Regions from separate parts of the Homo sapiens genome. Here all the other regions are linked to region 1. A link is a contact called in ENCODE Hi-C or POLR2A ChIA-PET data. All regions are on one chromosome and are shown on one strand. The core of a region is the stretch at or near the end of the contact, and the rest is flanking DNA. Distances in the headings are between cores, read along the strand shown. Region 1 holds the start of NDUFB4 (NADH:ubiquinone oxidoreductase subunit B4). Region 2 holds the start of WDR5B-DT (WDR5B divergent transcript). Region 3 holds the start of ARHGAP31 (Rho GTPase activating protein 31). Region 4 holds the start of EAF2 (ELL associated factor 2). Region 5 holds the start of GOLGB1 (golgin B1). Region 6 holds the start of HCLS1 (hematopoietic cell-specific Lyn substrate 1).

Region 1 (2,848 bases), core at 91-2,590:
TATCTCTGTATGACCTACTTGTCCTTCCCATGTTGTCTTCTCATCTGTAAAATGGGGACAGTAGTAGAGCTTAATCATCCAAATAGTTGTGATATGTAAATAGTACTCAAAAAGAGTTTTAGCACAGTGCCTGGCACATTGTAACTTTCATTCAATCCTCATAACTTCCAAAAATTCCAAAACACCAATGCAACGTGTGGGAAAAGTCCAGTCCTGTTCTGTTAACATCATATTTAACCTACTTAGTTCCTGTATAGAAAACTACCTAATGAAAGCACACCTGTTAATTACCAGTTTACTGGGCATATATTATGTGCTGCGAATGTTACACAGACTGTCTTATTTAACCTCATAATGCACATCATTTATATACGAAACCAGGAAACTATAATTCAGAGGAGTTGAAGTTGCCCAAGGTAACAGAGTTAGCCAATGAGTAGTGCTTTGGGTTCTGACTCCAAAGCCTAGAACTTCAGCAAGCTTCAGGGTCTTTAAAAGATGCAGGTTGAAGGAATCACTGTATTCCCATCAGGAGAGAGCAGTATCCCTATGAGCTGTGAACTGAAAGGTAAACACCAGCTCTTTAAAATTATATATATATATAAAATATATATGCATATATATAGAATATAATATATATGCATATATATAAAATATATATGCATATATATAGAATATAATATATATGCATATATATAGAATATATATATAATATAATATATATATGCATATATATAGAAACATTTTCTGAACACGCCTTACGAACGAGGCACTGTGCTAGGACAGTCACATACTCTATCTCATTTAATCCTAACAGCCTGATAAAAGAGTAAGCACTATATTACGCCCATTTTGCAGACAGAAAATCGAGGATAAGCAGAGTGAATAACGTTCTTAAGGTCACGCAGGCAGGAAGTGATCAAGCCAGGATTCAAACCCAGCCAGGTCTGAGTCCAGAGCCGGTCCTCTCGAGGGCCAAGCTCTGGCAAAGGTAAAAGGGTAGTGAGTTGGCTAGGCCTGGAAGAGGACCTGCGTCTGAGATACTGATCGGGAGCGGTGGCCGACCCTTTGCGTGGTCTCTCTCGGTCTCTCCCAGGACTCGGGCCCTATTCCCGCCTGGGAGGCCCCACACTCACGATGAGCCCTCGGCGGTTGGGATCGTTGTACTGAAGCAGGTACTCTCGTTTCAGCTGGGCTCTTATGGCCAACCGCTCGGCTTGCGCCCGCCGGGTTTCCGGAGATATGTTGTATTCGGCTGGGTCGAGGGTCTCAGGCAGAGTGCGCAGGCTCGACGGCTTATACTTTGGGAACGACATCTTGGCGAACCAGGGCACAATTGCGCCTGCGCGATTCTGAGGCCCTTTGTCTATGCTGACCTTCAGCTTCAGGAAGTGCGCCTGCGCGTTAGCAGAGGTTGGGGATGTCGTTAACAAGGAGCTCCGCCTCTTTCTCCTACCTTCCCGAACACGGCGCGTTCGCTCGGTGATATGCGCATGCGCGAAGTGCTCTTCTCGCAGTGCGCCCTGCCCCACCGCCGCTCCCCACCTACTCATCTGTCACCGCGCTGCTTCTTCCTAGCAGCCTTGTCTCTACTGACATAACCAGGGCTTATTATGTAAAGTTGAGCTGTGTGGGACTGGCTGTGGAGTCAGAAGTCCGGGTTTTCATTGTGGGTCTAACCGTGCTGTGTCACCTTGGATAAGTCACTTAAAGTCTCTGAGTTTCCTTTTCCTTATCCTGGAGATAATGACTCCTGTCCACCTAGCAAAGTTGTTGTGAGGATTAAATAAGCTAACAAATAGATCACAAAGTGCTTTGCAAAACAGAATTCCCTACCCAAGAAGAAGAGAATAAGCTTTTCTGTACTTTACCATGCTAGATTCATACAACATTAAGTGTAAGCTTATTTTTCACAGGTACGAAATAATGATTAATAGGAAAAATGATGTTATAAGAGAAATGTTGCCTGACTGACTATAGAAGGTCAGGAAGAAAATGAGATACTGAATAAAGCTCATGAGAAAACATCTTAGTTAAAATACTAAAACCTCTTGCCTAAAATCCTTAGCACTCTTCAGATGCAAAGAATTAAAAACATCCTTACAGGTATGAAAATACTCATAGGGGCATGTATCTTATTGTAAAAGACGATCTGGGGCGAAAACTGAAGTAATCAGAAACAAAACCTTCTCTGTCCCTACTGTCCTTCCTTCTCCCCAGTTACCAAGGAGAAAAACAACTTCAAGTTTCACAGCAGGGTCTTTGGGTTCCCCTTCTCCTCAGGGGAAAAAATGTAAACAATATTTCCATAACTCGGGCAAAGAAGGATGGATCAAAAGAGAGCCCCAGCTTGGCTGAAACGTCTGGGGGCGCGTAGGTATGTTGGGAAATGGTTGCTAGAAAAGGGACCTAGAAAGTGTTGGCATTTGAAATGATGAGAAGCAGCACTGCTGTCAAATTTATTCAACATTTTAATACTGTTTTAAAATATTTATTAAGCACCCACCGCGTGAAGCACACAGCACACTAGTCAGTGTTAAGTCAATCTTCTAGGCTCAGTGGGGGAAATCCAGACAAAATGGAAGATGGGGTGTTTGCCTTTCGGGAGCTGACAATCAGGCAGTACAGAAAGAATAGGCAGAAATGGTAATATTTCAAAGTAGTCTAATGTCCAGATGAATATAGAGCAAAATGGACTCATGAGGATTCAGGCTGAGAGAATGTAGAAAAAATGAACACAAGACGAGTTACTCAGACTCGATTTTAAAGGAGAAAAAAAAAGGAAATTCTGACTTGTTCAAAGGTGTTTTGAAATACTAAGAAAATAATACAATATGAAAAGCAAGAG
Region 2 (2,848 bases), core at 93-2,592, 1.8 Mb before region 1:
CTTATAAAGGCCAAGACTTTCAATTATCCCTAATAAGTATACAATAGGATACCCATTGTTTCCAAGTGCTTTTAAATTCTTGACGCTGATGAGACATTTGCATCGTGACCAGCCACCAGTAAAATCTTTTAAGCCACGTTTTTTCTGCTTTTCTTGGGCACTCTTTTTTTTTTTTTTTTTGAGACGGAGTCTCACTGTTGCCCAGGCTGGAGTGCACTGGTGGAATCTCAGCTTACTGCACCCTCCACCTCCTGGTTCATGCCATTCTCCCACCTCAGCCTCCTGAGTAGCTGGGACTACAGGCGTGCGCCATCACGCGCAGCTAATTTTTGTATTTTTAGCAGTATTGGTTGCGCCATGTTGGTCAGGCTGGTCTCGGACACCCGACCTAAAGTGTCCCGCCCGACTGGGCCTCCCAAAGTGCTGGGATTACAGGCGTGAGTGCTCGGCCTCGGGCACTCTTTACTGAGCAACAACAGGTTGGAGAAACTAGTAGGGCTTCCAGTTTTTTGGTAAACCTATTGTTTAAAAGTCTGCCTGGTCATCAGATTCCAGTCGTCTTGTTTCTGCCTCAGATGATAAAACTCTAAAATTATAGGATGTGAGATCTGGAAAATGTTTGAAAACACTAAAGGGGCACAGTAATTATGTCTTTCGTTGCAACTTCAATAGCATGTATATTTTACACACTTTCATGACCATTAATCATCTCCTAAAACTGGGGAAAGCTCTCTAAAACCTCCTTAAGAGTAACCTTATCCGTTACCCTATTCCACCAACCTCTTTGTCCTTTTCTGTTTCAAGCAACTTTGAGATACCGACTTCTCTATGGAAGCTTAAGCCGTAGATGCTAAAACAAACGTTTGCTCGTTACTCCCAGCAGAGCACCGGCTTTTAAAGGACCTCAACAGACACGTTTCTTAACCTTTACGAAACTTTTCCAGGGGAAACTTAAACCAGGAATTTTACAATCTGGCATAAATTCTGTCACCCGCCCCGTGACTCCATCGCCACACATGCCACCTGGCTCCACACCACAACAAACAGGAGGGAGCGGAACCCATGCAAAGCAGGAGCTTCCCCCGTTTCCGGCGTCTGGGTGGATCTACGTTAGCTGCCGTTTAGGCAGCTTACGCGTCAGGTGTGGGCCTAAGCCTGCAGCTAAGGTAGGCATCCGCAAATCTAGTCCTTCTCTGTGACAATTTCCAAAAAGAAATGGTTTTTGAAACAACGATCCACTGCTTCCCACACTATCCAGTTAGGTCCGGGACAGACCCTACCCAGCTAATGCACTCACCCAAGAAGGCAGTCGCTTTCGCATTTGAAGGGCGGGGCGAAAAAGACCGGAAATGAACATTGGCGACTTTTTTGCGCAGGCGCAGATGGCCGTCTCCCATTGGTCATCTCGGCTCGGTAGTGGTAGGAGGGACTTCCTTTGCACATGCGCCAGGCTGCTTTTCCGGCTTTGTTGGAGATTGACGCGGCAGTGCACACCTGCTGGTACGAGCAAAAGTAGCCGACAGGCCAGAGTTTCCAGTTTCGGTGGCTTCGTAGGCTTTTAGCTTCTGAAATCCGCTAAAAGCGGCGGTTCATTCATCTTCAAGTACCTAGCCTGACTGGTAGGGCTGCTCAGCATTCCGAAACATTTCGACCTGGGGAGGGGGGCGGCGGTGAAAGAATACTTTCTGTAGAGAGTGCCCCTCGCGTCGCCCCTGCTTTGAAGGCTTTATGTATTAACGGAATGCCGAACATTTGTGTCCTACTTGCTGACAGCGCACAGGATCCTTCTAACAGTATTTCTCAAGTACTTAACAAAAAGATGAAAACTTGAAGTCCAAGCCGTGCTGCTGATTCCGTCTCACAGTTTAAAGACTGTCCAGAAACTTTAAGCTTTCAAAACTGTACATTTTAAAATCCTGTGCGTTTATCTTCATTTTGCTGGGCAGAAAGCCAAAGTACTGGACTGCCTGGTTCAGGGCTGAACGCCTAGTACACCTGCTAACTTGGAGCTTCAGAGCCATGGCAACCAAGGAGTCAAGAGACGCCAAAGCACAGTTGGCCCTCTCCTCATCGGCCAATCAGAGCAAGGAAGTGCCTGAAAACCCAAACTATGCTCTCAAATGTACTCTTGTGGGACACACGGAAGCAGTGTCATCAGTTAAGTTTAGTCCTAATGGAGAATGGCTAGCAAGTTCTTCTGCTGATAGGCTAATCATAATTTGGGGAGCATATGATGGAAAATATGAGAAAACACTCTATGGTCATAATTTGGAAATATCGGATGTTGCCTGGTCATCAGATTCCAGTCGTCTTGTTTCTGCCTCAGATGATAAAACTCTAAAATTATGGGATGTGAGATCTGGAAAATGTTTGAAAACACTGAAGGGGCACAGTAATTATGTCTTTTGTTGTAACTTCAATCCGCCATCCAACCTTATAATCTCGGGATCTTTTGATGAGACTGTAAAAATATGGGAGGTGAAAACAGGAAAGTGTCTCAAGACTTTGTCTGCTCATTCTGACCCAGTTTCTGCTGTTCATTTTAATTGTAGTGGGTCCTTGATAGTGTCAGGTAGCTATGATGGCCTCTGTAGAATCTGGGATGCTGCATCAGGTCAGTGTTTAAAAACGCTCGTTGATGACGATAACCCTCCTGTCTCTTTTGTAAAATTTTCTCCAAATGGTAAATACATTCTCACTGCAACTTTGGACAACACTCTTAAACTATGGGATTATAGCAGAGGCAGGTGCCTGAAAACATACACTGGTCATAAGAATGAGAAATATTGCATATTTGCCAATTTTTCAGTTACTGGTGGAAAGTGGATTGTGTCTGGTTCCGAGGATA
Region 3 (2,848 bases), core at 227-2,726, 1.3 Mb after region 1:
TCAAACGCTGTTATTGTAATCTAGATGGTGTTTTCTTTCCCCCTTCCCCAACAAATGTTTAAATTGTCTCCGCTGGATTCCCCCATCCCCAACTCCCCCCTACCCCCATCTGACCTTGAAAACAGAGAAGTTTTCCTTTTCTCTACTTACCCTAAACTATTTAAAAATGGAGGCCCTCTGACCTTTTTACAACACTCTTCTTGTCTGACACACCAAATGTTAATCTGAAAGCCAAGAGGAGGGAAAAGGTCTTGCAGGGCGGGGAGGGGGTTGTGGAAAGGGGGTGGAGGTACTATATATTTGGCATCAGCTCAGAAATTCAGAAATGTTTGTGCAACCACTCCCCCAGCCAGGATCCTCCCCCACCCCCCACCCGCAACTGCCTTCTAACACATTAATAAAAAAAGATGTGAGCAGACGAAATTGGAGAGCCCAGGAGGGACAGCTAAGGCGGTCATGATTTTGTACCCAGGCAAGACCACTGATCACCATCCCACATGTCCACCCCTCCTCCCTCCCTTCCAACGTGCCAAGTTTAGGATTGGGACCTCTGCAGCTTCCACCCCCATCCCCTGAGGTGGCCCGGTAAACTTGCGGCAGTACCACCCATTAACAGCTTGTGTGAGGCAAACGGAAGGACTGACACAGCAGCCTCTGCGCGTCGGGACAGCAGCGCTGTGCACCTTAAGAATCGTTTATGTTCTTTAAAAAAAAAAAAGAAAAAAAAGTGCAATGAGCGCACAGGCCTGGAATACATTAACTTGTGAACCGACTCTATCACAACTCGAGAGAGTCCGTCTCTCCCTCAAACAAAAAGAAGGTGGGGGCGGGGGAGAAAGGCCAAGGCACATTACCATCCTGTCCCGAGCTTTCCAGATACTCCGTCAGGTCACAGCCAAACGCGCTGGCGGCTCCCTTTCGTTTCAGCTTCTGCTTAGCACCCTTGTTCTTCATGAGTTAGTCCCAAAGAGGCTGCCCCTCCGTCTCTGCCGCCCCTCTGCTTGGCACCGCTGTAAGATGGGCTCCCGGGCTAGATCACCGGCTGCCCCGCGGCTCTGGGGGGCCGCATCGGAAGATGGAAGAACTTGGGCTGGGGGCCCTGCGCATGGACCCCGCGGGCCGCGGGCCGGCAGAGCCTGAGATCCACCCCGCGCCGCTCCGGGGCCGCCGTGCCGAGGCCGTGCAGACTGGCAGCCGCGGGCCGGCTCGCCTGGGAGTGTCACTTCCTCACTTGGAGTCCTAGGGACTTTCACAGGCTCCTGCGGTGTCTTCGGGTGTTTCTCCTCAGCTTAAGAGGGAGGGCAAGCTCTCCCCACCCCTTACTAAGTGCCCCGGAGACGACGCGGACGCGGGGCGAGGAGACTGCCCAGGGGGCTGCGGTGGGTCCTGCGCCCTGGGCCCGCTGTCTCGCCTTCAGACGACTTTGGTAGAGCGAAAAACAAGCATCCTGTCGCTGCTGCCCGCCCTCACGCCTTCCTTTTTTTCCTGTCTTACAAATCCTAGGATCATCCAGCTCAGGAAATGCTGGAAGGAAGTTAGCTAGGGAGGGGGGCGGTGGGTGGAAATTTTTGGCAGCTCGGTGCTTGTGAGTGTGTGGAGCTAGAGGAAGTAGGTGGGTGGGTTGAGGAGCACGGGGTTGGGGTAGAGAACGCGTTCTCCCGAGAGCAGTTCTGCGACTCCAGAGATAACTGGGCAGCCCCGGAGGAAATCGCGCTCTTCTCGCAGGACCCGCAGCCGCAGCCGCCGCTTCCTGCCCCGCCGAGCCGGCTCTTTGAAGTGGCGGGAGGAGGTGCGCTGGCATTCTGCGGGGACCGTGCTGGTTGGGACTTTCAGAACCCTCTGCCCTGGTTTTATCCTCATTGTCATCGTATCTTTGACACTTTCTATTTCGGTGCCCGCCTGTCTGCTACGCAAATACTTAAAGAGTAATGACAGAGACAAACAGGGGACTCCAGCGGAGAAACCTGACAGGCAGTGGCTTCACGCCGGCCACTCCCATCCCAACCTCCTCTGCAGCGTTCGTGCACCCCCACCTCAGCTCACTCCCCTCCCACTCTGGGGTAAAGATACCCCTGGGCAAAGAGAGGCTGCAGCTTTGTAACCACTGCCCAGGAAATCAGATTTCTGGTTACATATTCAAGACACACACACACACTACTGCAAAGTTTTCTAAATGGAAGTGATTTGGGGGGGACAAACCAGGATTTAAGATGCCTCTGACACATGAAATGTGAAGAAAGCAGTCTCCCAGGTTCTTTCATAATTTGTTTCAAGTTGTTTCAAGAGGGCATGTTTTTTTCTTCTCCAGTTAGATTTTAAATTCTTTAACTTCTGTGTACTCAGCACACAGAAAGCACTCAAATTCTTGTGATTTAACCATTTGAGGATTAGATGAAACTTCCTGTATAAATTCAAATCCATATACAGGCTTGAAGGATAGGGGCATATGTCATACAGCTCAGATTGCTGGCAAAGCTGCATCCGTAGCATTTTAGGTACTGAATCCCTTTACAGTCACTGTCTCTCTATGTAACCTTAACAGTCTATGAACTTTGACCCTTGACATTTTCTCTATGTCAGAGGTCACAACTTGATAGCCACCCTGCCAGATCTGGCCCATAGATGTACTTGGCTGGCAGACACCATGCTTTAACACGTTTTAAAATTAGTAGCTAGCATTAAAAAGTTAAGAGATTTCACATAAAATCTGAATTTCTGGCTTCTCTTGAAAAAATGGAAGATCTAGTTACACCACAAGTGCATTCCCATATGGCAAGGACGGCTGATGCTGAGTTGTGGCAGGCCCCTTGGAGGCACCCTCTTTAGAGAGACGACTCTTGCAGTTTTG
Region 4 (2,848 bases), core at 97-2,596, 1.2 Mb before region 1:
AATTGGATGTTAATTTTGCTTTAAAAAAACCCTTTTAGTAAATATATTCTTGCAGGGTTAAAACCAGTGGTTCTTCATACCTTTACTTTGAGTAACTATAACTAAATTGTCTACAACTTAAATAAACTTTTGGGAGAATGTATGCTTTAATTAGTTGTTTTGATTGAACCATGGAACATTTCAGAGTAAAAACCATAAAGGTCTCTAAACAACCCGAGAACAGAATGACTGAGAAAGGCGGAATGATGAGATATTAAGGAAGGGCAAGGCTGGGGAAAGGAAGTGAAAAAATACTTACAGTTTTACCACAGAAAAATGAGAAGTTATAATTCAGTGATCTTGAAGTTTCCTTCCCGCTCTACAATTCTATGACAGTTGTTATGCAAAAAACGAATGTCTTACACATAAAAACTTATATGCTATATTTTCCTTCCTGGAATCTATATCATCCAACTGCTAAAGCAAAAGAGCTCCTTTTTCTACTCCAACAACATAAAAGAGAATAATTTATTAAAACTAGTTCCAGAGGACATAAAGAAAACCAAAGGGTAGAAATCATAGGGAGGTAAGCATCTTCCAAATAAAGAAATTAATAACACACCCTCGAATACTTTGATAATCAGTATTTGATAACTGAGTGAAATCTGGGGTCCAAAGAGATATACAGATCATTGGGATGGTTGAGAATTTCTCCCTTTGCAAAGAACACACCAAATAAGAACCCTCATCTGCCAGAGGTGAGAAAAAGTGATGAAAAGAGAGAATATTGCCCCACCAGCCTCAAGGCATTCAAGTTCCCCGGCATTCGGTCCTTAGTCCCTTCCCATTTGTCACCTTATTATTTTCCTGTCCACCCCTGCATCATCCACCTGTCACGTCTGTCTCCACAGTCACCTCTACAGACTTTTTTCACACTTTCCCTTCCTGTCTGCTGGTCTCAACGCTCTCTGTCCAGGGTTTACCCACATTTGCTCTACTCCGATTCCTTCCACCGACCCCCTAAGACTCCGAGCAGGTTAGAGGATCGCGCTGCCTCCCCCCTCCCCGCCCCGTAGTCTCCAACAGTGTAAGGGGTACTGTGGGAACAAAACCCAGAGGGGTTTGTGCCTCTTCACCCCCATCCCGGGAGGCTCCCCCTCTATCCCCGGATGGTCCTCACTCACAGCGCACAGTGTGGAAGGCGCAGCGCGGCTGCTTCTCGAAACTCTCCCCTAACTTGAGAACCCGCTCGCGACGGTCTAGGTGTGAGAATCCCGCTGCGCTATTCATAATTACTCTCCTGCTTTGACTTTAACTCCGCCACCAGCGCTCACTATCTGCCACCTCAGCCTGAAGCAGCTGCACTTGATCCCGCCAGCCAAGTCACCCAGACTCCACCCCGCGCTCGACGCGCACCGCCCCACCGGAGCGTCTCACGTTCTGATTGGCTTATTAGCAAAGGGCGCTCCGCCCCTTGACTCCGAGGCTCCTAGTCCCGCCTCCAGGCCCCTTCCCGCGTCGCGACGCACGCTGCCCCGGAAGGCCGCGGCGCTGTAGTGCGGCGTGGGAGCCCCAGGTTCTTTAGTGGAAGAACGCGAAGCGAGGATGAGGTAACTTATCTGAGGTGGTGGCTGGGGAGGGAGAGGGCCCCAGGGCGCCTACCAGGAGGCCAGGACCCCAGGCTCCTGGACGAAGTCAGCCGGCTTGTAAGAGCTCTTAACGGGAGAATCGGCCTGCCCTCACGCCCACTCTGTAGAGATCTGGTGTGGAAACTGAGGCCTGGGGAGGTGCAGTGTCCAGGCACAGGGCCTAGTGTCTTATCCAAGGCCTGGTAGCGCGAAAGCCGGGTCTAGAATCTGGAGTAAAGGAGCCCAGAGGCCCCAGAATCTCGGTCCTTAGACTTGAAGCGACGCTGTTACCTCAGTAATCGTTTTCTGACCTTTTTGTACCAGAGGAAGTTTCTTGTGGTCCTAGGACTGGAGAAGGGGATGTGTAGTGGGGAGGAGAAAGAGGATTCGGAGATAGCAACTGCAGACATTTAGGATCAGCCGCAACAGGATCGCACTGAATTTCCTTTTCATTTATTTTCCTCACAGTGATCCGTGGAGGCAGTAACAGGCGCGGCGAGGGAGAAGTGATTCCCGAAGAATCAAGGCTGGGCCGGACCCGGTGGCCTGGCAACAGGGTAGTAGCCTTAAAATAGATAAATAATTGTCTTTTTGTGTCAAATTTCATGAATTTAATGTAAAGATGGGAGAAGTGTTGAATTATAGGAGAAACACTCGAGAAAGTTTACAGATGGTTTCCATAACAGGTGGTTTTTCAGGGTAATTACGCAATCCAACTGCACTCCCTCACCTTCTGCCTTAGGCACATTTGTCAATTGATTTTGGGGTAGGTGGTTATGTCTCCTTCAACCTGTCTGTGTAAATCCTACCCTTTGAAGGTGTGCCGAAGCTGTTTCATATCGTAGTTAAATGCTTTAAGGCAGATGGTGGCTCTAGTTTGAACCCCTGCTTTATACTTAACAGTGTGACTTTGTGCCAGCTAATTACATTCTCCAGAGTTTAAGTATGCTCATTGTTCAAATTGGGAAAAAAATAATAGTATCTGTTCCTTAGAGTTGTTGGAATGATTAAATGAGTTAATACATGAAAGCAATTAGAACAATTCCTGGAGCATGATAAGAGGTCTCCAAATGGTTATTTAAGGCCCAGCTCTACACTTATACTACATTTTAAGACCATCTTGGTGGCTGCCTTCTCTTCTAAATAGAATCATTCTAGGAGGTAGGAATTGCTATTTTGTTTACAGCAAGAAAAATGGTTCAGAGAAGCCCAGTCCTCTGACTTTATGGCCTGTATTCTTA
Region 5 (2,848 bases), core at 261-2,760, 1.2 Mb before region 1:
TAAATGAAATATATAGTACTTTAGATGGCAAAATGCTTAGGGGAAAAAGAAGCAAAGAAGAAGTATATAGTGCATGCAGGAAATTGCAATTTTATTTATGTTTGTATTGATACATATTTGTACATATTTATGGGGTGTGGTAGTTTGATATATGCATACAATGTGTAATGATCAAATCAGGGTGTTTAGGATATCTATCACCTCAAACATTTATCATTTTTGTGTTTGGAACATTTCTAATCTCCTAGTTATTTTGAAATATATAACATATTGTTAACTATAGTCACCCTACTGTGCTATCAAACACTTGAACTTATTCCTTCTATCTACGTTTGTACCCATTAACCAATCTCTTCCCTCCCTCCCCCAACTCCACCTTCCCAGCCTCTGGTACTTATCTCTACTCCATGAGATCAACTTTTTAAGCTCCCACATGAGTGAGACCATGGGATATTTGTCTTTCTGTGCCAGACTTATTTCACTTAGAATAATGACCTCCAGTTCCGTAAGATGGGCAGCCAGGAAAGGCCTTACTTAGCTGATGTTTGAATTGTGAAGTTATGTAATCATTAAGATGAGTATACATACAATGGGCCAGCTGAGTGCACAGCAAGATTCAATAAATTCAAACTAACATTACTCTTATTGCCAAGAGAGTGCCTGAAATGACAGCTCATTGGAAACTGGCTACTTTCCTTCCCTTTCCTTAGGGGTTTAAGGAAAGCATGAGTGATTTCAGTCTTTTGCTGGAGCTCCTCACTGACACTCATTGCAGAGCCTGAGCCCTCAACTCTCAATCTTTGCTTAGGTCCTGGCTTAGGCTCCACTTTGTAAGAGGCACCTTCCTAGTATTCACTACTCTCTCTCTCACAATCATGTCCTTACAGACATTGCTGATCCTCTTTCATACTGACACCGGGTTCTAGTCCGAGTTCCATCACTAAGTCGCTGTTTGACTTTGGGCAAGTTACTTCTGTGGTTAATTATTTTTCATCAACAAAATCAAAAGGTGAAACTAGACGAACAACTAAGAGGCTCCAGTATTTTTTCAATCTAAGAGTCCCATATCCCCCACTCCCTTCTCACAGCTCATTCAACAATCCTAATGGCAGCGGGTGCCCGCAGTCTCAAGTCTCTGCCGAAGCCCAAGCCGCTGTCTCGGTCAGTCACAACCGACGAAGAGGAGGAATTGGAGGAAGCCAGCATAACCACTTCACACTGAGAACATCTGACCTTTCCCAGAACGCCCGCCCACTCGACACTTCCTGTCCCTCCCCAGATCTTGTTCCGGGGCACCTACTCGCGTCTAATCACTCCCCTCATTCACTCTTTAGGGTCCATTGGCTGTTTCTTTGAGGAAGCGGAGCATCTTCTGTCGTTGATTGGTTTCCGTCATTGTTGATAGGTTGGTAACAAACAAGGTGTGCCTGGTCTCCCTGGTAACGTCCTGCCGATAGTCCTGATTGGTCGGTGTCTTAATCCCATCTTCCGTCCCAACTGCTAGTGGCTGAGTCCCTGGCGGGGCGCGGCGGTGGAAGGTGTCGCGTACGGGCTTCCCGAGCTGACGTGGCTTGAATTGGGAGGGGGGCAGCTGGAGCCTCAGGCGGCAGCGCTTCTAGGTGAGTAGGGGACGCTACCCAACTCTTCCCTCTGCGAGTCCAATAACGGTCACCCCCGCCAGAGGGGCCGCGGGAGCTGCCCAAGCAGCTACACCGGAGTCCCCTCCTCGCCCCGCCTCTCCCGGATTCAGTCCTGGATCCGGCCCTTCACCCGCCTCCTTCACCTACCAGGCCTAGTTCTAGTAGCCCACAAGCCTCGGCCTCTCCGGTGGGCCTTCGGGGTCACCCTGCGCAGACTTGGACCACTTGCTCACGGTCTGTCCCCTCCCCGGTACGTTTCTCCTCTGGGAGCGACGGGGAAAAGCGCCTAGGTCAGTCCTGTCCGCACGGCCTTGTTCCTGGAGCGGCCTGCCTAAGTCGGCCTCCGTACGCAGCCGCTGACGTCGGAAAGAACCTGCTGGGCCCCTGTGCTCAGGCCCTAAACAAACTTGGTGTCCCGAAGGGGAGGCGCGACCAAAAGAAATCAAAGGTCTTTAGGGCGGAGATCACAGAATCATTGGAGATATTAATGCAAACGGAGGCCTGTCCAATAATCCTGCTAATGCTAATGGGTTACTGGAAAGATGAGAAGAGAGGAAAGATCCCAACGATCCCGTCAACACGAAAATCCCAGGAATCAGAGGTGGGCAGGCTGTTAGAGAAAAAGGAACCTCTAAGAGAGTTCTCGAGGAAAAATAACTTGGTTTGATGGTGTGGAGTATGTTTAATCTGCACAACCGGAATGTGAAAGGGAGGGTGAGTCCTTTGAGGAATGAGGAATATATTTGTCTGACTTATTTAAAGAGCTCCAGTTGGTCTATGGGGAGCGGACAGTTTGAGAGTGGGACAGGGATATTTACAATCATGGGTAAGTACTTTCACTTTTGGAGATAGTTGGAAGCTGTCTGAGCATTTAAAGGACCTTTTTACAGTTCTGTGCAAGATGCAAGCAAGTGGAGGGCTCTTTACATAAGGGCCAGAGGCCTTTCCAAAAGCGTGAATTGATAAGATTTAGATGGTCAGAATGGTTATGAAGGGGCAAACTCAGGAAATATCCTATTGGAAAAATGGCAGGATTTGGTTTTGGAATAGATGCAGGAAAAAGTTGAAGAGTACTCAAAAGTTGCAGGCATTGTACATTAACTGCTTCATAGCTTTTACTTCTCATCCCTTGACCACAGAATGACCATTTAATGTTTTTCTTTTCACTGCATCAATATTTTTTACTACCTCAGCAGCTTCCAAACCTT
Region 6 (2,848 bases), core at 99-2,598, 1.1 Mb before region 1:
TCTATATTTTCTCTAGAGAACTATGTACCTGGATGGTGTGTCACATCATCTAGTCTAAATCGTATTTTGACACTACATGAGGATTCCAAGTGATTTTTCTCTTGTACAAACGTACTCTTCCTTATCATAACTTTGGTACCACCATGATAAATAGGTAATAAAGTAGAAGGAATAAATAAAGCTCCCCCAGGCATAGAATCCTTAGATTTGGAAGTGACAGAGGCTTCATATTCCTAATGCAGAAAAGTGCCTGTATCATGGGCCAGTTTCATCCAGTCCTGCTTAAACTCCTTGGAGGATGCACCGTTGTGAACAAATCAAGAAGTCCACAATCAAGATTAGGAAAGGCTAGGTCAGATACAATAACAGACACCCTCAAATTCTCAGTAGCCAAAACAAAGGACTATTTTTTAGTGAAAGACTCCAATTCCCCCACATGGTGGATGGGGCTCCACTTGTGTTCTTTCTCACTCAGGGACCCAGTCTGCTGGAGGAGCCAATATGGAGAATTGCAGGTTGCCTTGGGCAGTGGTGAAAGCATGGCAAAGCTTGCAGTGGTCTTACGGCCTCCGCCAGAAAGTGGTATCTGTCACTGGCCAAAACAAGTCACCTGAGTAAGTCTGACTTCAAGAGGGAAGGGAGGGGCAGCAAGTCTTGACACGCAGTAAAACAGGATACCACAAAGACCTTCTTCCATCAGCTGACCAGCACCTGGTTCTTTCAGAATTCTTCCTACGCTCTAGAGCCAAATCTTTAGTTTGTTAGCTCAGACTCCACAGTGCCCCAAACAAGCTAGGAAACTCTCCTTCCATGTCTTGCCTTTTCCCTCATGAGTTATTCTCTTCTGGCATTCAATTGGTCGACGTTTATTTGAACATCTATATGAAAACTCCACTTTTAAGTGCTGTGGGTAATATAGGGGTGAGTTTCTTTTTAAGTCTTATGCTTCAAAACCCACATATAAATCACTTTTCCCATAAAGCCTTTCTTGATGAATACACCCAATACCAAATGCTCTGAATTCCTTTACTGTCTCAAATGTAACTGCCACCCTATTTAGGACACAATGCTGTTCTACAGCATTCTCTAATGTGTTTTCTGGTTGAATGTTTGTTTCTCTCACTGGATTACAAACTCAGAGTCAAAGCAGCATTTTCTATGACTGCTCTATGACCCCCATTGTCAAAACCTTGCAAAAGACCAGGCACAGAAACATTTAATCCTTTTAAAATTTAAGTGTCTAAAGCAGAAGGAACTGACTCAAATTTCAGGAAGTAGCTGTGAGGATGGGGTGGCAGGAAATGACGAAAACCTGAATACGGAACTGAAGCAGCAGCTCAGTTTCTCACTCCGAAGTGGCAGCAGCCAGAGAGGGAGTCGGTGTGGACGCGAGGAGCCGGGCGCTTAGAACAGAGGCTTGCACAGGTGGAGGTGGGTACTCTGAGCCATGGGACAGTTGGGAAACACAGAGTAAGAGTTGAGGAGGAACCTACCTGGCTCTTAGTCCTTGGTGATGGGCAAGGTCACCACTAGTAGGCTTTTATCCTTTTATGGCCAGAAGGCCTGGTTGTGAGTGGTTGTAGCAAATCAGCATCTGGAGATAGAAACAAAAGGGAGGGGCTTAAACCCAAGGCAAGTGTTTCAGGAGCCATCTAGCACCAACATCAAGCAAAGTGTTGCCTGGTTTCTGCTGACAATCTACAACCCACTCTAAGGCCTGTCTCCCCTAGGTACTGAGCTGGGAGGAGGACCACAGGAGACGAAAACAGTGTCTGCCCTTGAAGAGCATATGGTCTCAGGGAAACAAACCCACACAGGAAATGTAACAGATCAGGAAGTAGTCACTGATGTACACTAGCACTGAGTACCAAGTGCTGATGGAGCCCAAGAGAAGGCATGATTGTTCTGCTGGGGCTAGTTTCTGTGTTCGTAGATCACAGAATCTCAGAATGTCAGAAATCAAGGAGACCACAGATGAGCTACGTTAACCCCTTCATTATTTTCCACTGGGAAAATCAGAGATAATTGCTGATTTGCCAAATTATTAAAGTTAGTATTTCTTAATCGCCTGGTCTGATACCTGGCAAATGAGTACCTACTCTGTTGATGCCCTTGTGATGGTCCCTCAGAGGCTTAGTCACAGAGCTGGGGTGACAGCCAGGGCTTCTGACTCCCAGTCTGTGTACTTTGATGCAGGAGGTCAGCATCGCAACAAGGCCTCACCAGATTACTCTCTGGTTCTCACCTCTAGATAGCACTTCTTACCTTTCTGGTTTCTGGTCAATAGGTCAAGGATATTAGATAAATTGTCTCTATTTCAGAAACTCTTTATTTCAAAAATGGGTGAATGGGAGAGTCAGGCTGAGGCCTCAGAGGAGCCACAGGAAGGAGGATGGGACCATCAGTCCTCATTGCTTCCTTATTGCTCATGACTATTTCAGAAACTTCTCCATTCCAGTTTTCTGTGTGACAGTCCTTTTGTTGTTGCACAGCAGCCCAGGAGCCAGGGGATGAGAAGCAGAGGGGTAGTAAGGATGCAGGTAGTAAGGATGTTTTGCTGTCTCCAACCGCATCAGGGAAAGCCAAGCTGCTTTCAGCCATGACTCCCGGCTGACTCAGTCAATATCTCTCCGGTGTCCCCTTAGCATCTCTTTAACTGATTTACCCAGACTTCCCCTGGGCTGGTTTTTAAGAGGTTGCTCAATGGAGAAGATGGAGCTTTCAAGTGGAAATAGAAAACTGGAGAATCTGAAGGCCTAGGTGGAGACAGGAGAACCCGAGGAGTGGTTGTAAAGGGACTCTTTGGAGACGATGGAGAGCATGGGGAAGGTCTCCAATGGGATGAGGT

Evidence for each region. A loop is a pair of places that touch in the nucleus more often than their neighbours do. ChIA-PET counts read pairs that join two places held with the same protein, here RNA polymerase II (POLR2A). Pooled maps may share reads with other maps.
Region 2: a loop to region 1 is called in a pooled map, with 28 times the contacts of the local background. The contact joins the promoter of WDR5B-DT here to the promoter of NDUFB4 in region 1. A Hi-C loop is called at or near these places in 7 of 50 pooled maps.
Region 3: a pooled map shows a loop between it and region 1 (10-fold over the local background). The contact joins the promoter of ARHGAP31 here to the promoter of NDUFB4 in region 1. A Hi-C loop is called at or near these places in 8 of 50 pooled maps.
Region 4: a loop to region 1 is called in a map of CD4-positive, alpha-beta T cell, with 5 times the contacts of the local background. The contact joins the promoter of EAF2 here to the promoter of NDUFB4 in region 1. A Hi-C loop is called at or near these places in 3 of 168 maps with a recorded cell type or tissue (CD4-positive, alpha-beta T cell, CD8-positive, alpha-beta T cell and naive thymus-derived CD4-positive, alpha-beta T cell) and 9 of 50 pooled maps.
Region 5: a loop to region 1 is called in a map of naive thymus-derived CD4-positive, alpha-beta T cell, with 13 times the contacts of the local background. The contact joins the promoter of GOLGB1 here to the promoter of NDUFB4 in region 1. A Hi-C loop is called at or near these places in 2 of 168 maps with a recorded cell type or tissue (CD4-positive, alpha-beta memory T cell and naive thymus-derived CD4-positive, alpha-beta T cell) and 10 of 50 pooled maps.
Region 6: a loop to region 1 is called in a map of naive thymus-derived CD4-positive, alpha-beta T cell, with 4 times the contacts of the local background. The contact joins the promoter of HCLS1 here to the promoter of NDUFB4 in region 1. A Hi-C loop is called at or near these places in 1 of 168 maps with a recorded cell type or tissue (naive thymus-derived CD4-positive, alpha-beta T cell) and 8 of 50 pooled maps. POLR2A ChIA-PET finds 5 or more read pairs at or near these places in 1 of 52 experiments (activated naive CD4-positive, alpha-beta T cell).

What each region holds. Positions count from the first base shown.
Region 1 is chr3:120,594,828-120,597,675 of GRCh38, reverse strand. NDUFB4 (NADH:ubiquinone oxidoreductase subunit B4) reads right to left here and starts at 1,340. Exons shown (of 3, transcript NM_004547.6): 1 at 1,137-1,340. The coding sequence starts at 1,316. RefSeq lists an enhancer at 930-1,269.
Region 2 is chr3:122,414,700-122,417,547 of GRCh38, reverse strand. It overlaps WDR5B-DT (WDR5B divergent transcript), which reads right to left and starts at 1,342. Exons shown (of 3, transcript NR_125405.1): 1 at 1,298-1,342. WDR5B (WD repeat domain 5B) reads left to right here and starts at 1,486. Exons shown (of 1, transcript NM_019069.4): 1 at 1,486-2,848. The coding sequence starts at 2,020. RefSeq lists enhancers at 1-688, 792-991, 1,152-1,201, 1,232-1,471, 689-1,506 and 1 more.
Region 3 is chr3:119,293,011-119,295,858 of GRCh38, reverse strand. ARHGAP31 (Rho GTPase activating protein 31) reads right to left here and starts at 1,476. Exons shown (of 12, transcript NM_020754.4): 1 at 855-1,476. The coding sequence starts at 954. RefSeq lists a silencer at 1,044-1,163 and an enhancer at 2,004-2,053.
Region 4 is chr3:121,833,707-121,836,554 of GRCh38, reverse strand. It overlaps EAF2 (ELL associated factor 2), which reads right to left and starts at 1,346. Exons shown (of 6, transcript NM_018456.6): 1 at 1,164-1,346. The coding sequence starts at 1,269. It overlaps IQCB1 (IQ motif containing B1), which reads left to right and starts at 1,495. Exons shown (of 15, transcript NM_001023570.4): 1 at 1,495-1,589; 2 at 2,076-2,164.
Region 5 is chr3:121,748,403-121,751,250 of GRCh38, reverse strand. It overlaps GOLGB1 (golgin B1), which reads left to right and starts at 1,510. Exons shown (of 22, transcript NM_001366282.2): 1 at 1,510-1,619. RefSeq lists enhancers at 1,543-1,782, 1,803-1,852.
Region 6 is chr3:121,659,403-121,662,250 of GRCh38, reverse strand. It overlaps HCLS1 (hematopoietic cell-specific Lyn substrate 1), which reads left to right and starts at 1,348. Exons shown (of 14, transcript NM_005335.6): 1 at 1,348-1,431. RefSeq lists enhancers at 1,076-1,125, 1,316-1,505.